2 separate regions of the Homo sapiens genome follow, and region 2 is linked to region 1. A link is an interaction called in ENCODE POLR2A ChIA-PET data of the cell type or tissue named here. Cell type or tissue: IMR-90. All regions are shown on one strand. Each heading gives the region's core, and the rest is flanking DNA. Links, peaks and the distances in the headings are about the cores only. Region 1 overlaps LOC124907977 (a long non-coding RNA gene). Region 2 overlaps LOC101928156 (a long non-coding RNA gene).

What was found. Peaks named below come from ENCODE experiments on the same cell type or tissue, not always from the same donor. Only the 100,000 strongest peaks of a DNase experiment are listed, where the experiment ranks them.
Region 2: POLR2A ChIA-PET joins it to region 1 with 13 read pairs; 4 of 35 experiments call an interaction of 5 or more read pairs at or near these places.

Annotation. Positions count from the first base shown.
Region 1 is chr2:216,612,285-216,620,969 of GRCh38, reverse strand. It overlaps LOC124907977 (a long non-coding RNA gene), which reads left to right. Exons shown (of 2, transcript XR_007088079.1): 2 at 1-131. Among named protein-coding and RNA genes, the nearest start is that of LINC01280, 9.7 kb to the right of the region's middle. RefSeq lists an enhancer at 1-343 and a silencer at 5,470-5,764. In IMR-90, for the core only: no CTCF peak of the experiment used is centred there; a DNase peak (open chromatin) is centred at 1,179; H3K27ac peaks cover 987 bases; H3K27me3 peaks cover 756 bases.
Region 2 is chr2:216,527,509-216,537,041 of GRCh38, reverse strand. LOC101928156 (a long non-coding RNA gene) reads right to left here. Exons shown (of 3, transcript XR_923872.3): 3 at 7,459-7,772. Among named protein-coding and RNA genes, the nearest start is that of RPL37A, 33 kb to the right of the region's middle. In IMR-90, for the core only: no CTCF peak of the experiment used is centred there; a DNase peak (open chromatin) is centred at 1,411; H3K27ac peaks cover 1,651 bases.

The DNA.
Region 1 (8,685 bases), core at 1-8,000:
CTGCGCTGCGGCCTCCACTGGACAGCCCACCCCCTGCTTCCTGCTGCAGCTTTTCTTTCGAGGAACAAGACTACATCTGTTTGGCGATATTCTATTTGGAATCATTAAATAAAACTTTCAGGCCTGGCAAACAACAGCCCATCTTATTCCAATGGGGGAGCTCCTGAAACGCAGCAGACTTCTAAATCCTAAATCTGTCTGCTGGCTCCCCCCTCCCCTCCAAGCAAATCCCTGCTCGCCCCATCCCCTAGCCAGCTACTTGGAGAAAGACAGCATACTTGCCACCTTCGGCTCCTCTCAACACTAACAGATCCTTGTTTTGGAGTCTTCATGTTTACTTTTTTTTTTTTTTTTTTTTGAGATGGAGTGTCACTCTGTTGCCCAGGCTGGGGTGCAGGGGCACAATCTTGGCTCACTGCACCCTCCGCCTCCCAGGTTCAAGCAATCCTCCTACCTCAGCCCCCCTAATAGCTGGGATTACAGGCACATGCCACCACGCCTGGCTAATGTTTGTATTTTTAGTAGAGACAGGGTTTCACCGTGTTGGCCAGGCTGGTCTCGAACTCCTGACCTCAGGTGATCCACCCACCTCGGCCTCAAAGTGCTGGGATTACAGGCATGAGCCACTGTGCCCGACCTTCATGTTTACTTTTAGTATTATTGTACTTGGTTTCTCTCTCTCTTTCAGTAGCTCAATAGTCTTAGCCACACAATACTGTCTGAGCAAACTTGTCTAGGCCCCCACAATTATCTCATCTCCCTGTTACCCCCACCCTCACCCTCCTGAGGCCACTGAGAAGCAGGCAAAGCTAAACAAATAAAGGATGGAAAGCGACCCAGCCAGCATTTCCAAGGGCCTGGCAATGGGAAATTACAAGCTCACTGATCAGCTTGTCTTTACACCCCACAGACACCAGCCTGCCCCACAGACACACTACAGACACACACACACACACACACACACACACGCACACACACACACACACCCCGCAGAGGCATACTGCAATGCAGGCTACAGACCCTGTGTGCCCAGCTGCGCACACAGCCCTCTCCCCTTCCCCCGTCTCCTCACTCCCTTCCCTCAATGCAGCAGACACTCATTGCCCTAACTCCCCTTTCCAGGAAATCTCTTGCCTCAGCAGAGAGTCATGACATGGAAAGCAAGAAGTTGCTGTAGGCACATTTGATTTCTGATGAAATTGCTGCTGGGTGGTGGTGAGAAATGAGTTTGAACTGCACCCTTCCACCTCCCCAACTCTTTCCGGCCTGGGAGAGGGATGTATAGACCACATGCTGCAATTTCACAGACAGGCCTTGTTTCTCTGTTGCTCTGTGATTAAACCGCTGCCTCGCTTTTCTAATCAGAAGCCAGGTGGTGAGCCTGTTACTGCTCTACCAAGACAGAGGGGGAATGGGGGGAGGAATAGGAGGAAATGATGAAATAATCCAATTTGGAAACAGCCATTGCGGGGTGGAGGTAGCAAAGAATCACTCCCCAGGGGAAAAGTAGAACCCTCAATTTGGAGACTCTTTACAGGGCAGTTTGGGGATTGGAAACGTTCTTTGTAGGAGGAAGACTCTCTTCTAAAATGATTCCTGATTCAGTCCTTGCAGAGCACCTTCCTGAAGGTGAGGCAAACTTCATCTAGCCTGTTCCTCCCTCCTAACACCAGGCGTGGAGCCCCCCTCAAAGCTGTCCTAAGATCTGAGTTTAGGTGGCTTTGTGTTTCTTTTTGTGCCCTACCTCCATCTCCCTGATGACATTGAAAGCTCAGTGAGGGCAGAGACTGGTATTCTCTGATTCCTGTGCCCCCGTCCCCTCACCCGTCTCCCCACAACCCTCCTGCCTGGCTTTGCCTATGGTAGAGAGGTTACTCCATTCTCATTCTCCTGCTATGCCTTCAAGTGAGCAGCCTCGGTGATTCTCTTTTGCATAGGTGGAAGAATCGCAGCCTGAGGAAAAGAAGCTCACCCCTCAGGGCAATTGGATGATCCTGTAACTCCCAAAGCAACAGCCGTTCTACTTGGCATTCCTGCCTTTTCATCCTGACTGTGGCCAGGCAGGAAAACACAACTTATTCAGCACCACTGGGTTCAGAGCTCACATCAAGCAGTATTTCCCAAACATCAGCCATTCAAGAACTTCTTCCTACTCTGTGCGTTATCTTTGAACCATGTCGATTATTATTTCTCTAATATTTATGTTTAAATCAACTCATTTAATTTATTTATTTAGAGACAAAGTCTTGCTCTGTCACCCAAGCTGGAGTGTAGTGGCGTGATCTTGGCTCACTGCAACCTCTGCCTCCAGTGTTCAAGCGATTCTCCTGTCTCAGCCTCCCAAGTAAATGAGATTACAGGCGCCTGCCACCATGCCTGGCTAATTGTTTTTTTTTTTTTCCTGAGACTGAGTCTCGCACTGTCACCCGGGCTGGAGTACAGTGGCACGATCTCGGCTCTCTGCAATCTCCACCTCCCAGATTCAAGTGATTCTCCTGCCTTAACCTACCAAGTAGCTAGGATTACAGGCGCCTGCCACCACGCCCGACTAATTTTTTGTATTTTTAGTAGAGACAGGGTTTCACCATGTTAGCCAGGCTGGTCTCGAACTTCTGACCTCAAGTGATCTGCCCACCTCGGACTCCCAAAGTGTTGGGATTACAGGTGTGAGCCACCACACCAGGTCACACTTATTTTATTGAAATAAAAACACTGCAAGGAATAATATGCCCCAAAACACAGCTTTAATATATTATTTTCCTATTACACATAAAGACAAAATACATAAATAAGAGATCTTCCTTCTAATACCACCTAAAATCAGCTTGTATGCTGTATATTGCTACACAATGTAGAAGATATTTTAATCTTTTGGCCAAGTTAAGTAATAGACATGTCTCTGAGACTCAGTCCATTCATCTTTAAAAGAGGAATAATAACTTCTGCTCTGCCTTCATGAGATAATAAACACCTCATGGAGGGCAACGGACAGTATAAAGAGCTATCAAGTAGGAAGGGGATTTTTAACAAAGGACATGGCCAGGAGAATGGCATAAGATGTAATAAGCTAGGAATTTCATAAAAGAATAAATTGCTAAAGGGGAAGAAGTAAAGTGTTATACATACCCAAAAGAACAGAAGCCCTGCACCAAATACTGCAAAGGAGATAGAAATAGTAGAGAAATGTACAGACTATTAAAAGAAACAATACACGCCCACAGGAAAAACACAAATAAAAAAGGCCTATAGAGAATTATAACCCTAATTATAATTCTACAGAGCTATGAAGGCAACGCAAAGGGACGATGAGCCTCTAGATGAATCATGGGGAACTCTGCAGTTCTGCAGCCTAAATTGTGGGCTGGGAGGACTTCCTGGAGGTGGTGTTAGAAATCAGAGCTCTGTCTCCTCAGTCGTGAAGGTGTTTCTGGGATCCTTTTTCTCTCTGCCACATCTGAACTCCACATTCCCCTTGGGCTTCAGCCGTGGACAAAGGTGCCTGCTGGAAACGACTTTTCTGGAGGCTGCTGGTGGTTGGCAGGGCCTCGGGGCCACGGGTAGCAGCAGCACCGTGTCTCTGTGGTGTCCCACAGTGCCCAGCACCCACCATCTCTCCGAGTCCTCTCTACGGCGGTCCATCACCCCCTCTCATCCACAGCTCTCCATGTGCACCAACTTCCCACTTGAAATCTTTCCCACTGCCGCCTCCAGTGAAACTTCTCTTGCTCACTTTCTGTAAAGTGTTTCTCCCTCTCCTCTCAGCAACTTGTCACAGTGCAACTATTTCTATCTCTTACATTGCTGTTTCTCTCTGTCACATTGTAGCTTATCTTGGGGTTGGTCTCTCTCTCTCTCTTTCTCTGTGTTCTATGACTCTTTTTCCTCCATTGTTATTATCTTCATCCTCCCACCACCTCCTGATCCCCTGAAGGCCTGATCCACTAAAGGCCTCCTTCTGTGACCCAGCCCTTTCTTTCTATAGAGCAGAGTCCAAGGTGACTCTGCTATAATATAATAATAATCAGTGGCCAAGGGACTCTAAGGCAGGGGTGTCCAATCTTTTGGCTTCCCTGGGCCACATTGGAAGAAGAATTGTCTTTAGCCACACATAAAATACACTAACACTAATGATAGCTGGTGAACTAAAAAAAAAAAAATTGCAAACAAATATCATAACGTTTTAAGAAAATTTACGAATTTATGTTGGACTGCATTCAAAGTCATCCTGGGCCGCAGGTTGGACAAGCTTGCTCTTGCTGTAAGGTATCATTGTCTGGGGGTTGGGCAGAAGGGAGGTTTTAGAGGGTCACAATGAAACCTCTACCACAATTGCACTAGACACACACACACACACCTACACACCCACCCACACACACAGGAACACACACTGCATGGCTAGGGTGCAGCATTGGGCATCTTGCCGATACTTTCAAAACTGTGCCTTCTGCCCAAGAGCCAGAATGCAGAATCAATAATTATTTCTATCCACATCTTTACAAAATAGTAAACAACCCTGAGGCTTAGCCAATCAATGACCTCAGTTCCTGCTCTTTGTCCAGAATCCTGCTCTCTGGACTTTCACTGTGTAAGGGGCATTTGAGTTGTAACCCAGAAGAACTCAGAGCTCGAAACAACCAGAACAAGCACAGCACACTTTAGAGGCACTTACTGGGGAGTCCTTATCCCAGCTCTGCCAGATAACCTACAATGTGACCTGTTTTGCAAGTCATCAAACTGTTAGGAGCCTCAGTTTTTGCATCTGCAAAATGGAGTAAGAACACCTAGTTCATGAGGCTTTTGTAAGGATTGTGTGGAATCGTTCTTGGAGGTTTCTGGGAGGATGTCTGACCCAAAGAAGGGATTCAGGTCAATGTTTGCCAAACCTGGAGTCGGATCTTTGCTGTGGACATTTGCCTCTTGGAGCAATCTCTTGACTTTGAGAACTCTGATCCACGATATGGGATGCCCTGTGTTCTTTAAGACCACCTGATGGCACCCTGAGTCTGGTCTCTCCTTCCCTGGGCATAGCAGTTCCAAGGGGACCTACCACGTGAGAGCATCACCCTTGCATGGAGACCTTCACCTTGCATTGTGCCATCTGTCACTGCCTGCCCATCCGACTTGATCCTGGCTGTCTGGAACAAGACCTTCTCTCTGGGGAAAATATTATTGTTTTTTTTGGCCACTTGTTTGATCCTCCAGAGTCAATATTTGCAGCGATAAGCACAGTGTGATGTAGCCAGTGGAGTTGTTTATAACTCTGCCCCTCTCCTATTGGGTTCTGGTTCCTTCTGGGCCACACTGTGAGGTGAGTGGGTGTGCATTTCAACAGCAGTGGGTCCTGGTACTCACCAAAACTGCTTTGGAAGAATATGGAAGAGGAGCTGGAGTCTGTTTGCTCCTGTCTCCTGAAGGTGTGCCCTCAGCCTACGCTGAATGCTAAGCAGGAATTTATGTGACCTTCCCAGGAAGCTGGCCTAGACGCCTTTCCCTCCTAAGCCTTTCTTGTAACACAAACCTCAGGGCTGCCCCAGTCTTCTCTACTAGATAGTGAGATCCCAGAGGAGTCTTTCTATAAAAATAAGATTTTCTGTTTCCACTTCACATAAAAATGCCTAGGGAGGTTTTCCACCCAGTTTGGAGGGCTTATTTCAAATGATTTGACTTAAAATACAGGCTATGAGGAGTGGGCAAAACTCCCTTTGAAGTGGCCCATAGGAGAGTACCCCAAGGGCTGGAGGGGTGGCCATTCTCTGGAGAGTGTGACTACTCGGGATACCATGAGAGGCCACAGTGACATCTGATTAGGAGAGACAGGCTGCACATATTAATCCATGGAGGACAGAGGCGACAAACATGGTTTCAACTGTGAGCTCCAAACCAAAAGTGATGAGGCCATGCATTCAACAATCGTAATTGAGCTGCTTCTCATATGGGCAACTCTATATGCCTCTAAGAGAGTAGAAGCAAGGATGGATATTTTTTCTTTTCTCTCTTTTTTGTTTTTTTGAGACAGAGTCTCACTCTGTCACCCAGGCTGGAGTGCAGTGGGGCGATCTCGGCTCACTGCAAGCTCCGCCTCCCAGGTTCACGCCATTCTCCTGCCTCAGCCTCCCGAGTAGTTGGGACTACAGGCGTGCAGCACCACGCCCGGCTAATTTTTTTTTGTATTTTTAGTAGAGACGGGATTTCACTGTGTTAGCCAGGATGGTCTTGATCTCCTGACTTCCTGATCCGCCCACCTCGACCTCCCAAAGTGCTGGGATTACAGGCGTGAGCCACCGCACCTGGCCAAGGGTGGATTTTTTAAACCATGGGTAATGGTTTTCTGGAGAAATACAGGCAGCCTGGCTAGCTAGTAATAATAATAATAATAATAATAGTAATAGCAACAACAAGAGAGGAAGTGGAGGAGGAATAGGAAGGAGGAGAAAGAAGAAGGAGGAACGGAACAGTGGCATGGCTGGGTAGTCCACTATGTGCCAGCCCCTTAGCAAAGTGATATCCAAAAGTGATCTCATTTAATCTTCAAAAAACCCCTACAAATCAGCTCTTATCATCTCCACTTTTCAGGTGAGGAAAGTGATGCTCTGAGAAGTTAAAGCTACTTGCCCAAGGTCATGCAGCTTACCAAAAGCAGATACTGATACGGTTTAGCTGTGTCCCCATTCAAATCTCAACTTCAATTGTATCTCCCAGAATTCCCACGTGTTGTGGGAGGAACTCAGGGGGAGGTAATTGAATCATAGGCCTCATCTTTCCCCTGCTATTCTCGTGATAGTGAATAAGTCTCACGAAATCTGAGGGGTTTATCAGGGGTTTCCGCTTTTGCGTCTTCCTCATTGTCTCTTGCTGCCGCCATGTTAGAAGTACCTTTTGCCCCAGCACTTTGGGAGGCTGGGGTGGGCGGATCACAAGGTCAGGAGATCAAGACCATCCTGGCTAACACAGTGAAACCCCGTCTCTCCTTAAAAAAAAAAAATACAAAAAATTAGCCAGGCATGGTGGCGGGCGCCTGTAGTCCCAGCTACTCGGGAGGCTGAGGCAGGAGAATGGCGTGAACCCGGGAGGCGGAGCTTGCAGTGAGCCGAGATCGCGCCACCGCACTCCAGCCTGGGCGACAAAGTGAGATTCCGTCTCAAAAAAAATAAATAAATAAAAAGAAGTACCTTTTGCCTCCCGCCATGATTCTGAGGCCTCCCCAGCCATGTGGAACTGTAAGTCCAATTAAACCTATTTTTCTTCCCAGTCTCGGGTATGTCTTTATCAGCAGCATGAAAACGAAGTAGTACAGATACTGAGTGAGATTTTCCTGACCTTGATCAAGAAACGTTCAGCAAATCCATTTTTGATGAACTCATTATTGTGCGCTGTGGACAGTTGAGCCCTTATTGTTATCCCGCACTTGCCACTTCCTTGATTGTTGTCTCTGCCCTTTGAGGCAATGAGATCCTTTGTATCCTCCACTTGACACATGCTAGGTCCCGGTACAAGTTGGTCAAATGAATCAAGATGACTGATGCCTTACTTAGTCAATCAAGGATCTGAGATTGACATAAACCTGCCCTGAAGCTCTTGGGAATTTTTGAAGCATGCATGCATTTTGGAAGCAATTGCTACATGCCAGGCACAATTTTAGTTGCTTGGGATACATCAGTGAACCAAACGGACAATTCCTCATGCTCTGGTTTAGCTTACAGGGGGAGGGAAGCAGCAGAAATGACTGGCGAACACTCTAAGAGGTTTCTGCTCACTGCCTTCTTATTGAGAAAGCAAGACTTTTCCCCAATCTGCTTTCCACATAGTAACCAGAGAAGATTCGTTTCCAAACATAAATGTGATCAACTCATACCCCTGCTTAAAACTCTCAGTGGCTTCCCATGGCTCTTAAGATAAAGCCCCCACACCTTAGACCTGCCTTCAAGGTCTTGCATAGGATCTCTGCTCCTGGCAAGCCTCATTCCACAGCCAGTTCCCCCATCATAAGCTCTTCCAGCCCCTCCCCTTTTACTATTCAACTCCTCCTTCAACTGTCTTTCCATGGAAGACCTGTCCTCCCTGCATCAAACTCTCCCTACCAACTCCATGGATCTGTCACACTTCTCATAGTTACAGCTTCACACTGATTTGGGCGAGTTTCTGATGAATGTGTGTCTTCTGTACTGAACTGTAAGCTCCTTGCACATAAGGAATGAGTCTGCTGCACTCCCCATCGTGTGTCCAGAACCTCACCAGGGCCTGGTACAACACAATGTGCTGAATAAATGTCTGACACGCCATCATTCTCTCCACCCCATACTGCCCATGGCCTTCTCATCTGATCTGTGCAAATCTCCTTTTTCCAAAGAATCAAAAGGGCTGGGAATCCAGAGCTGTGGGCAGGGTAGCCACAGCACCTAAACCTTCAATCAGGACTGTGGTCTCACAATGCGGGTGCATATAACAGGGCCAAAGACAGAATGGTTGACCTCAGACAGTCCAGGTCATATGGTTACTGCAACTGTGATGAGAAACAGAACCTAGGCCAGGCACTGTGGATCACGCCTATAATCCCAGCACTTTGGGAGGCCGAGGTGGGTAGATTACCTGAGGTCAGGAGCTTAATGCCAGCCTGTCAAACATGGTGAAACCCCGTCTCTACTAATAATACAAAAATTAGCCAGGTGTGGTGGTGCATGCCTGTAA
Region 2 (9,533 bases), core at 890-8,889, 85 kb after region 1:
AGTATTAATGTCCTGACTGTTTCTAAGCAGGAAGTTTCCCATTTGGCCAGGCTGAAAGGCAGCTCCAAAATGGAGCAGCAGTTTTCTGTTCTCCACGAGCTCCCCTCCCCTGCTCCTGAATCACGTCACTCCCCAGTCGCTGCAAATGATTCTCATGTGTTGACAGGTTACACAGTTCAAGACAAGACATCAGCAGGAGTCTGGGTTGCAGCAAGAACCAGATAGCAGAGCAGGGAAGCCATGTGAGCTGGCTATTAGGTGACAGGGGCAGGCAGTGATCTGCCCGCTCTTTCCAGCCTCTCCCTCCTGGGCCCTGCTGATGTGTCTGGTTGTCCTCTGCAGCCTAGTCCATGGCACATCTCAGAAAAGGCATGTCAACTCTTCAATCCTTCATTTCTTCATACGAAAAGCAGGCTCATAACACCTACCTTGTAAGGCAGTAGGGAAGAGTGCTATGTTTCATAGAAAAAGATGCTAACAGAGCATCCAGCACACACTATTACTTAAAACATGCTTCAAACATAACAATAATAGTACACACTTATATCATGCTTACTACATGCCATGAGTGGTTTTAAGCACTTGATATTTTATTTATGTGTGTGTGTGTGCACACATGAACCAATTTAATCCTCACAACCCTGTAAGGCAGATTCTACTGTTATCCCTGTCTTACAGAAGAAGAAACTAAGGCACAGAGAGGTTCTGTAACTTAACCATGGTCACAGAGCTAGTAGAGCCAGGATTCAAACTCAGGCAGTCTGGCTCCAGGGACTAGGTGTAGATAAATAAATGAATTAATTAAAAGTTGATGTGTTGGTGGATGGATGGGCAAAGAACATGGATTCCCATGAACTCCAGTAAGGAGCAAGTTATCTAAGCAGCACATTGACAAGTTAAAGGCTCGAAATTCTAATCCCAGCCCCCATCAAGTCCAGGAACTGCAGTTGTTTAATGTTGCTACAAAGTGGCATCACCTACTCCAAGCTAGAGGTGAAGGCTGCTTCCCTTACTGAGACAGGCTTAGTATGCCATAATTTGGAAGGTTATCACTGGAAAGCACTCAGGTTATCACCTAACTCCTAATTTTATGTTTGCAGGAACTGAGGCAAGAGAGGGAAAGTGACCAGCCTAGGGTCACACAGTGCCTGTTCAGACGCGTGCCACTTCTATGCCCAGCACTGTTTTTATGACATAATTTGGCATCTCCTTCACACTAGGAAAGCAGAATCCGGAAGTTGGGGGAGGAGTTATGGACAGAAAAGCAAGATTGAAGAGTGGAATACACTGCCTGGCAAATTGTTTTAAAATGAGAAGGTCATACTTTGTTGCAAGGAAGTTCCTGTTTATGTAAGTCTGGTGAAGTCATCAGACCTTTTGCCTCTCCCCCGCCCCTCCCTGAGGCATCCGGAGGTCCACGGAGGGAAAGGACACTGGTACGGAATGCACCCTACACTCCCACGCTGCTTGCTGTTCCCCCAACACGCCTGAGAGCATTCCACATTCCCACTGCAGCATATTTGCTCACGCTGTTCTGGGACTGAATCCTCCCATCCCTACTCCCATCCATGCCTGGAGTAAACCTCCCCAGGCTTCAGGGACAGCTCGAAAGCCCCCTCTGTGACTCTTTCCCAGCCGTCAGAGCCAGGATGGACTTCCTGAGCTCCAGGGGCACTTGAAGCCAGTGGGGAAAGTTCTGGCTCCTGCATCAGCCAGGTCTGGATCTCTGTTCTGATTCTCTGTTCTCTGCTCACTTAAGTGTGACCTTTGGCAAGGACCTTCATGATCTCCCTGTCTCCATTCTCCCACTTATCAAATGGGAATAATAACAGTCCCCTCCTCATGAGGTTATATAATAAGATCAACATATATAAAGAAAGCATTTAGTACAGTGCCTGGTACTTAGTAAATGGGAGACATGATTGCCACTCTTGGAGGTCTTATTCCACATGCTTTTTTGATTTATGGTTGTTTGGATTTGTATCTTATGTCCCCTTCTAGAGAGATACCTATCTTTTGGCAGGAACTGTGTCAAGTTCAACTTTCCAATCCTGCTGCACTCTGAGCCTTGTGCAAAGTTGTGCTTTGTGAGCATGTGTTAAGTTGAAGTGAATTGGAACAAAAAAGATGAGTTAATTGTGGCAAAAAGCAGGGCGTTATAGTTTTTGTAAAAAGCCTATGATGACTGCCTTTATAAATAGACTTCAGAGGTTCTGGGTAGATGTGCAGAGTAGAATATTGCTTTCAGCTCTCATTACTAGTGTTCTTAAGGATGAGGTTGAGAGAAGCAATAATAATAACATCCTCCTATCAAGGACTTCAAATGGTCCATGTTAGGTTCTTTGTAACTTCACTTATTGCCCACTAACAACCTCTAAGGTAGACGTTATTATCCCTATATATGGATAGGAAATTGTCCCTATATATGGATAGATTCAGAGAGATTAAGTCACCCAACAAGGTTGGAGAGCAAGCATAGAGCTGAGGCCGGGTTTGAATCCAAGCCTGTCTGACTCCCAAGGCCATGCTGTACCCTGAACAGGTCTGCAGACCGCCTTCTGCCATCTGACCTAGGGCTTGTTTTGGTATGGCCATCAAGCCAAGGTGGGTTTTTACACTTCTAAATAGTTGAAAAAAATGAAAAGATTAATATTTTGTGACACATGAAAGTTATATGGAATTTAAATTTTAGTGTCCATAAATAAAGTTCTACTGGAACACAGCCACATCTGTTCATCTATACATTATATAATGTATAGTCCTGCCAACTATACATTGGCTGCTATAACAGAAGTGTTGAAATATTTGCAGGAGACACTGCATGCCCCTTAAAGCCTATATTCCCTATCTAATTTTTTCAGAAAAAGTTTGCTAGCCCCTGCTCTAGGTCATACTGACTCTTACAGACAAACTTAATGCAAAGAAAACTGCCCTTTCCATAAAAGTCATGCTACAAAAAGGGCACCCATCTCTGCAGCAATAAATCTTGGTCTCCAGATTCTGACTTGCCTTTATGCGTGCTGAGCCGCCTTGGTTCTTGCTTTCATCCAGCTCGCAATATGATGTGAAATGAGAGCAGCCACCAGACTCTGCCGGGCAGAGACAACAGGCCACAGCAAGCCTGGAAGCAAAGGGAAAGGAATTTAGAGCCAGAAGTCAGCTCAGCTTCATTAATGCCTTCACCCCCTTGATTCAGGGTTTCCTGCCGCATCTTGTTCAGCTGTGAACGTGCCCAGGCCCCAAGCAGGGGCAGGAGGCTGGAAATGATGAAAGCACAGGGGCTTCAGGCTCCCTGATTCTTTATCCAGTCTCCACCCTGACCACTGGGCAGAGGCCTGGCTCAGCATATCTCTCCCTGGGAAGCCTCAGGCAATCCCTCTCCCTGAAGAGTACTCAGTCTGAATGTAGAATGAGCGCTTGGCCCAGCTGTTCCATCGCCCATCTGCCTCACTCACCTGTTTTCCTTCTCCTTCACACTGCACAAACACCTTTTGCCCCTCCATTGTCTCCCTATGGGGTGAGCTTTGTGGCATTCCTTCATCCAGCAAGGGCTTTTGAACACCTGTTGTGTGTCCAGTTTTGTAGAGACACAAAGGAAGTAAAAGTAACCCAGGAGGTTTCTATTTGTTTCAGGATACCAGGTATACACATGGGAAGCCACAGAATGATCCTTGAAGAAATGCTGAGCACCAGTTATGTGCTTGGTATGCTCCAGGTGCCTTCATAACCATGCTTTTGCTTAAGCCATAAAACACACCTGTGGCCCAGGCATCCTTATGCCCATTTTACAGATAAGAAAACTGAGAATCTGAGAGATTGCCTGGAGATCAGATGGCTGTTAAGGGATGGAGCTAGGCTTTCAATTCAGGTCTCACTGGTCCAAAATGCATGCATCTTTGAAAAACTGGGCTGCTCCCTCTACCAGGATGTCATTGGGTGCCTCGGGGTTACAGGATGGGGATTTTAAGACAAATTTCTTAGGGAAAACAATCTTAAGTCCTTACACCGCAGCAGAAAGCACACTGGAACACCAATAAAGAGATTCTAGACACAGCCTGGCCGATCCTATAGTTAAAAAAAAAAAATTCTTCTAGACCCAACTCTTCCTTTAATGAGTTATATGAGTTATATGTCTCTGGGTATGATTTCTTCCCTTCCCTGGGTCTTAGTTTCCACATCTGTAAAACTAGATAGTCTGGACAAAGTGATCTCAAAGCATCGCCCACCTTCACTGCTTCTCTCTGTTCCTGCTGCTTCACAAATACAGTGCTTGGGCACAGGATTCAAAGTTCAGCTCTGGCCGTGAGTCACAAAACTCAATCCAGGTGCTTCCATCTGAATCTTGGAAAGACAAAAAAAAAAAAAAAAAAAAAAGCCCTAATAAAACTGATAGTCTGGCTATCTGGGTTCAAACCACAAAACTAAATTTTAAAAAAATAGAGGCAAAAGATATTATATAGCTGCTATATTCCTTTCTAAATTCCTTCCTGCTTGGTTTTCATGGAACTGTTTCCAAGAATAAATCAGGCTTCTGTTGCATTTGCATTGCTGGAGCCTCCTGAAGCAGGAGATAAGAGGCAGCAATGTCAAAAAGGAAACTGGGTGGTAGGGTGGGAGGTGGTGGCAGAAGGAGGCCTAAAGCTTGAAGGACAGGAAGGATTTAAACAAAGTGAGGACAAATCTTAAAAAACAAACAAACAAAAAGAGTAAAACCCCAAAGGCTTTTGGGGAAACTGTGAGGCGACCAGTTAGTTTTAATAGGAATTATCAGGGAATTAAGGAGAGACTAGAAATATAGGCAATCTTAAATGCTTTCAGCAAATTAAAAATGTGACTTAACATCCCAGTAGCTATAAGTACACTTAGCATCCAGATCTTGGTTTCTAGTAACACTGTCCAATATAAAAAGAACTAGCGTTCTTTGAAGAAATGTCTGATTCTAGTAGGACTGTAGCAAGAAATATACAAAATGAGTTTGGAATATCTTGAAATACCAGAAAATAAAGAAGTGATCAACAACGAATTTTTTAAAAAACCTACAATACAGCTGGGCACGGTGGCACATGCCTGTAATCCCAGCACTTTGGGAGGCCAAGGTGGGAAGACCACTTGAGCCCAGGAGTTCAAGATCTGCTGGGCAACATAGCAAGACCACACTAAATTATGTATAATTCTCCCCCTGCAATTTTCTTTTTTCTTTTTCTTTTCTTTGTTTTTGTTTTTGAGACAGGGTCTCACTCTGTTACCCAGGCTGGAGGGCAGTGACTCAATCTCAGCTCACTGCAACATCTGCCTCCTAAGCTCAAGCAATCTTCCCACCTCAGCCTCCCAAGTAGCTGGTACTATAGGGATGTGCCACCACGCCCGGCTAATTTTTTTGTATTTTGGGTAGAGACAAGGTTTTGTCATGTTGCCCAGGCTGGTCTCAAATTCCTGGTCTCAAGCGATCCATCTTCTTTGGCCTCCCAAAGTGCTGGGATTACAGGCATAAGCCACCATGCCCGGCCCCCAATTTTTTTTTAATTAGCCAGGTGCGGTGGTGCATGCCTGTAGTCCCAGCTACTCAGGAGGCTGAGGAAGGAGGGTTCACTTGAGCACAGGAGTTTGAGGTTGCAGTGAGCTATGATTGTGCCACTGCATTTCAGCCTGGGCAACAGATGTATGCTGTCTTAAAAAACAAAACAAAATGGGCCGGGCGCTGTGGCTCACGCCTATAATCCCAACACTTTGGGAGACCGAGGCGGGCGGATCATGATGTCAGGAGATCGAGACCATCCTGGCTAACACGGTGAAACCCCTTCTCTACTAAAAACACAAAAAATTAGCCAGGCGTGGTGGCAGGCGCCTGTAGTCCCAGCTATTCCGGAGGCTGAGGCAGGAGAATGGCATGAACCCAGGAGGCGGAGCTTGCAGTGAGCCAAGATCGAGCCACTGCACTCCAGCCTGGGCGACAGAGCGAGACTCTGCCTCAAAAAAAAAAAAATCGTACCATAATGGGGATATGTCAAAGGGATGCAGGAGCCAACTGAAAGAGCTACCAATGAACAAAGCTGGAAAAAATTAAGCAATAAAATGAAGTAGTGTTGATTTGTAACCCAAAAATAATGTAAAATAAATATCCATACTGATATAAGTAACTGAATAAATGGAAAGAGAAAAAAAAATCCTATAGGAGAATCCTAAATAATTGATGTAGATATTGTACCCTCCAGAAGAGGGAACATAACTCTCCATTCCTTACATGTGGGCTGGGCAGAGTGACTTCCTTCTAAAGAGTAGGAAAGTGGGGAAAGAGTACCTTAACAGTGGAGAAACCAGATAAACACTGCTGAACCAGGTGATCAAGGTCAACGTAAAAGTGATAAATCATGTTGGTAACATGTGCCTTTGATATGATGTCATTAGAATGGCACTTTACCTGAGGTCCTCTTCCCAAAAACCCAAAACCCCAGGCTAATCATGAAACAAAACATCAGACTAATTCCCATAAAGGGGCTTCCTACAAAATACCCAGCCAGTGCTACTCAAAACTGTCAAGATCATTAAAACCAAGAAAAGTCTGAGAAACTGTCACAGCCAAGAGGAATCTGAGGAGGCACCACAAGTCAATGTACTGTGGTACCCTGGATGAGATCCTCAAATAGAAATAGACATCAGGTAGAAACTATCGACTTTAGTACATAATAATGTATCAATATTGGTTCATTGATTATAACAAATAGAGCACACAAATGTAAAATGTTAATAATACAGAACATTATGTATATATGGAGGGCACATGGGAACTCTCTGTGCTATCTGCTCAAATTTTCCTTAAATCTAAAACTATTCTAAAAAATAAAGTCTACTAAATTTTAAAAAGTCTAAAAAATGTGACTTAGGAAACTACCATTAGCAGGCACTTGGTCAGAAACTAGGGTAAAACTCCTGCTCCAGAACCTTCCTCCCTGGGAAAGTGCAAGAGGCAGGCACTTTTCTCCTTACTGGGACAAGGCCAACATGTGGTGAGCCTCAGGGACCTGCTCACTTTTACCCAGTGAGCCTGTAAGCAGGATCAAGCCTTCCTTGTGCCCATCCAGACAGCTATGTGTGTTACCAAACTGAACTGGGTCTGTTTGACTGCATGCAATGAAAAGCCAAACATGGCTGGGCGTGGTAGCTCACGCCTGTAATCCCAGCACTTTGGCAGGCCAAGGTGAGAGAACTGACCAAGGTGGAGTTCAAGACCAGCCTGGGCAACATAGTGAGACTCTGTCTTCCCAAAAGAATTTTTTAAAATTAGCCAGGCCCAGTGGCATGCACCTGTAGTCCCAGCTACTTGGGAGGCTGAGGCAGGAGGATTGCTTGAGCCCCAGAGTTCAAGACTACAGTGAGCCGTGATCGTGCCACTGCCTAGGTTACAGAGCAAGACCCTGTATTTAAAAAAAAAAAAAAAAATCCAAACACCAAAGCACTGGGTTTTTGTAGAAAGAAAAGTTTATTGCAAGGCTGCAGAGAAAGACAGGAGCCTGGCTCAAATCTGTCTCCTGGAGCTGGGGGCTGGGGCAGGTTTTACAGGCAGAAGGTAATGAGGCATGATCTTGGATCTTGCAATGAGGTGATGCCAGGAAGTGTAATCTAACTGGATCTTGCCATGGGATGATCTTTCCAGGGCTCAATCTGATTGGATCATGCCATGTGGTGTCCACTGTTATTTCAGTCCCCGTTCCTTGGTCTGAGCACTTAGATTCCATCAGCGTTGCATTTGGTCCATTTGGGTTTGCTTAGGTTACCTGCAACATGGAGGTAACTGAAATGTAACCATTTTATAACACAAAGTTGAACCAGATTGGGCTGGTTTTGCAGTTATGCATGTAGAACCACCTAGCTGATGGCTCCCTTGGCTTATCTAACACAACATAGCCTCAGCTACACAACAGCAGATTGGGCGGGATGGCAGAAGGTAAGAGAGTGTGGGACCACAGTCAGACTGATTTCCACTGTTGGATTACATCAACAAGAAGCCTCAGTTTCAACCTGTCATTAACATCCCTTTAAACTTCCTGATTTCTCTTTTTAACAAGAAAGAACACATCTCAGACTCAGACCTTTCTATAGGCAACAACATTCAGCACAAATTTAATAGTATTTTTTGTTTTTATTCTGACAGTTACATTCTATATGTGAAAATATGCTAGCATTCAATTTACAATAGTAATAGAGTTATTTCCTTGGTAAATAAACTAGGTTAAGAATATAAAATAATCACTTTCACCTTTCAGTTTAGGGGAAAAAACTAAGTTTGAAAACAACTTGATGGTGAAGCTGTGGGTAAACATGCACTACTGTATACTGCTGAAGGGAATTAAAGTGGGTATCCCTTTCATTCAGTAATTCGGCAACACCTATCAAATTTGTAAATGCACTCACCTCTTGACCTAGTGATTACATGTTTCTATTTCTGGCAATTTTAGCCTTCAGATATGCTTACTGTACTAGTAAGCTCAGGCTGCCATAACAAAATACCAAAGACTGGGTGACTTAAACAACATAAATTTATTCCTTATAGTTCTGGATGCCAGGAAGTTCAAGATGAAGGTGCTGGCTGATTTGGTTCCTGGTAAAGGATGTCTTCCTGGCTTACAGACAGCCACTTTCTCACTGTGTCCTCACATGGCAGAGAAAGATCTCTGATGTCTCTTGCTTTTCTTATAAGGGTACCAGGCCTAATGGGTCAGGGCCTCACCATTATGCCCTCATTTAACCTTTATTACCTCCTCACGGGCCCTATCTCCCAATAGAGTCATACTGGGAGTTAAGGCTTCAGCGTATTTGATGGGGGAACACAAATACTCAATCTATAACACATGTATAAACAAAATGACATATGTTCAATCTTATAGACTGAAAAATTAAATCATAAAAGAAAACAGCAAGATTATTCACACTTTTATATATATATCATATATAAATCATATTTTATATATATATAATAGCACTATTTGTAATAGCAAAGATGTGCAGGTTAAAGCAACTCCATCTTACATGCTAATCCACCATGTTGACTTCTGATTAATCCCAGTTCCGGGAATACCTCTAAGATTTCTATTTTATCTACTGTTCCTTGTGTAAGAGCATGTACTTACCATAAATTCTGCACTTAGATCAAAACAACCTTGACCATAAATCCTGCCCTTAGGCAGATTCACATAGCATTCTTGCCTTTCCCTAAGGGGCCAACTTCAATTATCCTACACATTCCTTCTCTAGGGTATAGAAGCCCTGGGTCTGGGGGGTAATGGCCCAGGATCTACTATCTCCTGCTGAGATGATGGTTTCTGTTCATAAATCCCTATTAAATGTGAGACACTGGATTTATCAGCCTCTTTGGTCTGTCAGCTTCCTCAGCCTTTAGGAATACATTTACATAAGATCTGCCCACTGTGCAACAAAATAATAGGAACAAACCTAAATATTCATTAATAGAATGTCTGGTTTAAATAAATTCTGGTAGATGCATACAATGAAAACTGTGGCCGAGTACAGTGGCTACA